Regions from separate parts of the Homo sapiens genome. Here region 2 is linked to region 1. A link is a loop called in an ENCODE intact Hi-C map of the cell type or tissue named here. Cell type or tissue: breast epithelium. All regions are shown on one strand.

Region 1 (2,500 bases):
GCAGTGGGAGGTGCTGGGGCTTGCATTTTCTGTTAACTCTGATGGTAATGGCATTCTGCAGGCTCTGAAAAGCCAGAGAATCAAAAATATCCAAATGGTACTCACCACATCCCAACCCATTTTACAGATGAGGAAACTGAGGGCTAGAGAAAAATAATATCTATGCCTTTTGAGCACTTTAGAGTATTAGCATATTACATGCTTTGTTTCATTCAATCCTTACAAGAGCCCTACAAAATAGATATTATTGTTATCCACCCAGTCACCATTCTACCCATTCATGCATCCGTCCAAGAAGCAGTTATTAAGTACCTGCTGTATACCAGATATTGTGGAAACTTTTGGTGAATCAGCAAAACACAATATGGGCAGGGTTTCTGACCACACGACTAATTGCATGCATAATTATCTGAATTGCAATTGTGATCAACAATATGAAGGAGATGGATATAGTAATGCACTAATGATAGCCCAGGGAGTCAGGAAAAGAGGAGAGACAGGAAGGGAGGAAGGAAAGAGGGAAGGAAGAAGGAAGGAAGGAAGGACAGACGGATAGACAGTGGGACCCATTCAACTGAGAGCTGAAGAACAAAAAGCAAAGGCAGGTAGGAGGCAATGGAGAGGGAACAGCATGCATGAAGGCACTATGTCAGGACACAGCAAAGCACAGGAGAGGAAGTACAGAGAGACCAGGTGGCTGGCATGTGGTGGAGTGGATTAGAATGAGCCTGTGAGTTTGCAAAGGCCAACCATGTGGGCTTGGAGGCCAAGATAAGAACCCTGGACTGCATCCTATACTCAAAAGGCATAGATATTATTTTTCTCTAGCCCTCAGTTTTCTCATCTGTAAAATGGGTTGGGAGGTGGTGAGTACCATTTGGATATTCCTGATTCTCTGGCTTTTCAGAGCCCGCAAAATACAAGAATAACAAAAAATACACGACGGATGCCATTGACGGTTTCGATCTGGAGGAAAGGGTAGGGGTGAATGGGAAAGACTTGCTCTGCTGGGGGGAAACTGGGGCTGGAGAGAAGATTCACCCTCCTAGCTGACTTCTATTGGATCCCTACTATGGGCTAAGCACTGTGCTTATCCCTTTCCATCATTATCCCATTTAACACTCACCTCAACTCTATGAGGGAGGAACCATCTCCCTCATTTTACAGATGGGAAAGCTGAGGCCCAAGGAAGCTTTCCCATGACCCACGCAAGTGTCCTGTGCCCTTGATCACCTGGCTGAGAAGTGGCAGGGGTGTGACTCATACCCTGGCCCTTTCAGACAGGCTCCATCTGCCCCTGGTGTTGACCTCTGTCCATGCTCCGCCCTTTTCAGACAACCGTTGCATGGACAGAAGGTTCCTGCCAGGCAAGTCCAAGCAGCTCATTGCTTTGGCCAGCTTCCCAGGTGCTGGCAACACGTGGGCTCGCCACCTCATTGAATTGGCCACAGGCTTCTACACTGGCAGCTACTACTTCGATGGCTCCCTCTACAACAAAGGTGAGGAGATGGCAGGGAGGGCAGGGCAAGAGGTTCCCTGGGCTTGGGAAGGTCCCCACTTGGAGGGTATGGGAATACTCCTCCTTGAGTATCTACTGTGTGCCACTCAGCTCTCCCAGGCACACTTTTTGAGACTCACTGCATGCTTGGTACCCCCCCACCTTCCTTTATGCCCCACAAACATTTCTTAAGTCATGTCCTGGATACTCCACTAGCATCCATTCAATAATTGACATTTGTCAAGTACTTATCCTATGCCTGGTACCTTTCCTCCATTTAGGTTACAACAAACATTTCTTACACACCTACTGTGTGCTGGTACCTCATTACAGATGTTTACTGACCAGCAACTCTTTGATGTAATAGAGGTACAAGAACTAAGTTCACTTTGGGGACATTTATTGAGCACCTACTATTCACCAGGTGTCCTCTCCACATTTAAGTCGACAATATTCGCTATGCAGGGTGCTCTATTTTCATTCCATTCACAGATGTTTACTGAGCACCGGAATGTTCTGGATGCACTTCCTAAGTTAGGTGTCCCAACATGCATTTGTGGAGCACCAACTGTGTGTGAGGCACCTCATGTAGGTTGAGATTGCCAAAGATGTTCTCTTGGCACCTAGTAGGTGGCCAGGTGCTGTATTCTTATTTAACCCTGCATAGAAACCCTGTGAGGTAGGATGATGATGTTCTTTCCCAGAAATGAAAACTGAGGCTTGGAGAGGAGAAATAACTTGCCCAAAGTCACACAATTTTTTTTTTCAACAAGCTGATTGGGGATTGCATTCTAGTGTTTCCCAGTTTCAAAGCCCACATCTTTATTACTCTATCACACAGGTAAGAAATTCCTGGGTTTCTTACTGAGGAACAAGAAATCATGGATGAAATGCCCCTTGGGCATGAAGCCCTCTCCTGGGCATGGTGGGAGACATCAGGGAAGCAAGGCCTCCTCCTGTGGGAGACTTTGCATCTACATGTGGAGCAGCCCTTGGCCATGG
Region 2 (2,500 bases), 120 kb after region 1:
CCTCCTCCATTTTCCCAGGCTTACCTGTTCTCGGACAGTCCCACTCCAAGACACCCAGGGTTCATAAATAAGGTTTTGTTTTGTGCTCCTTTAGTGCCTGCTCTGCAGCAGCTGGCTGCCTCCTGGTCCATACATTTCCACATTCCTTTTGTGTGATGTTGAGGAGAGAGAAAGGAAATGGGAGCCCCAAGAAGTTACCTAGCATTCAGCAAAAGAAACCTGTGAATCACACACGCCAAAAAGATGTCACTCGCCCCAGAAATCACTCACCCCAGAAAGATTCCTATATCTGCTCAGATGCATTCCTTCAGGACGCAGGTGAGAGAATCTCCTCTTTCTCCTTGGTTTAATAGGATTTTGGTTGTGTGATGTAGAAAACACCACAAAGTGTCACCACAGACCTTCCAGATGTTGAAGATGTTTGTGGCTACACTCGTTGGCTTTGTTGCACACCCACAGATGTCCCCCCTTGGTTTCCACCAGTCTAGGTGTATTTGTTCCTAAACCCTTAATTGGGCCCTGATGTCATCTAAAAGACCAGGCTGGACTCAGTCACCTGCAACACCCGTCTTCATTGGAGGTTCCCAAGGCTGGTGTGATCCAGGCATGCTGACACCACAAGGGCCCCACTGCCTGCATGCCTCTCTCCTGCTCATTTCATCCTTGATTCTTCCTGGCCCGCTGTTTTTGTCTTTTCTTTCTTTCTTTGTATTTATTTATTTATTTTACTTTTTTAAAAAATCAGATTCATTTTTTTAGACACGGAGTCTGGCCATGTTGCCCAGGTTGGTCCCAAACTCCTGGTCTTAAGCGATCCTTCCACTTCAGCCTCCCAAAGCACTGGGATGACAGGCATGAGCCACTGTGCCCAGCCCTGGCACACCGTGGATGAGAGCCAGAGCTCAGATGATCTCAGGAGATCCATCAACTATTTCTGAGAGAGCCTAGGTCAGGTGTGAACAGGAGTCCATCCCCAGATTGCAGGCTTCATGAGGGCAGGGAGCATGCCTGTAGAGCTGCCTGCTGAAGCTGCAGCACCCCAAATATCCCATGCATACAGCCTAGGCACCCATGTTCAAATACCAAAGCCCACAAATCCTGCAGTAGGAGGAAGAAAATCTTTGATTAGGAATCAAACTTCAAGGTGTTTTATAATAATAATGACACAAATAAGACACCATATTTTTTGTTCATTTATTGGAATACAACAATGATTCTGAACCTGGAAATCTTCGTATGACCTTCAAGAAGACTCCCTAATAAATCTATTGATCATCTTCAAGGAGGCCATAAACACATAAAATTATGCACATATGTCTGTGTGGGCATGAGCTTTTCTGGGGAGGAGGTCCAAAATTTTCATCAGATTCTCAAAAGGATCCCAGAACCTCTAGTGGTTATAAGCATAAAACCACAAGTCTGATTCATATTCATGTACCTAGTTCCTGGCACTGTGGCTGGCACATGACAGGTGCTCACAGAATGTTTGCTGAATCAATGAATCAATCAACTGATGACAGCTGAAAGCAGCAAACTGCCTGATAGGAGATTTCCTGGATGGTCAAACCTCACTAATCCAGAATTTTAGGCAACTTGAATGAACTCTTGTCAGAATATCTTTTGTCACTAGGGAAAAAAAGAGATAAACTAATGGTGCAAACAAGAATGAGTGGTGACTGATGCTGAAGGGTGCCTACTTGTCAGTAAGCGTTTGCAGAATTGCCATTTAGTGCCCTGTTTGTTGAAGCAGGCTCCCCAAGGAACTTTATAAAGTTTGGGGAGAATGTGATGAAATCAGAACCCTCATACTCTACTAGAGGGAATGCAAAATTGTGCAGCCACCTTGAAAAACAGTATGGTAGTTCCTTAGAAAAACCAAAGAGTTACCTTATGACCCAGCAATTCCATTCCTGGGGAAAATTAAACTATATATCCACACAAAACCTTGTACACCAATGTTCATAGCAGCATCATTCATAATAGCCAAAAAGTAGAAACAACCCAAATGTCTATCAACTAATGAAAGGATAAACAAAATGTGCTATATGCACACAATGGAATTTATTCCAACATAATAGGACTGAAGTACTGATCCTTGCTACAACACGGATGAACCTTGAAAATATTACATTAAATGAAGGAAGCCAGACACAAAAGGCCACACGTTTAATGATTCCATTTCTATGAAATGTCAGGAACAGGCAAGTTTATAGAGACAGAAAGTAGATCAGTGGTTGCCTTGGACTGTGGGAGGGAGATTGGAGAGAAATGGGGAGTGGCTGCAATGCATACAGGTTTTTTTCTTCTTCTTCTTTAGAGACAGGGTCTTGCTCTGTCACCCAGGCTGGAGTGCAGTGGTGCTGTCTTGGCTCACGGCAACCTCTGCCTCCTGGATTCAAGTGATTCTCCTGTCTCAGCCTCCTGAGTAGCTGGGATTACAGGCATGCACCAACATGCCCAGTTAATTTTTTATGGATTTTTAGTAGAGCTAGAGTTTTAC

Evidence for each region. Peaks named below come from ENCODE experiments on the same cell type or tissue, not always from the same donor. Only the 100,000 strongest peaks of a DNase experiment are listed, where the experiment ranks them.
Region 2: it touches region 1 in a loop (7-fold over the local background); 1 of 110 quality-filtered maps calls a loop at or near these places.

Annotation. Positions count from the first base shown.
Region 1 is chr12:108,231,397-108,233,896 of GRCh38, forward strand. WSCD2 (WSC domain containing 2) reads left to right here. Exons shown (of 9, transcript NM_014653.4): 7 at 1,335-1,499. The region is part of intron 2 of LOC124903077 (a long non-coding RNA gene); the gene reads right to left. Among named protein-coding and RNA genes, the nearest start is that of WSCD2, 100 kb to the left of the region's middle. In breast epithelium, no CTCF peak of the experiment used is centred here; a DNase peak (open chromatin) is centred at 1,355.
Region 2 is chr12:108,351,322-108,353,821 of GRCh38, forward strand. No RefSeq gene overlaps it. Among named protein-coding and RNA genes, the nearest start is that of CMKLR1, 13 kb to the left of the region's middle. In breast epithelium, no CTCF peak of the experiment used is centred here; no DNase peak of the experiment used is centred here.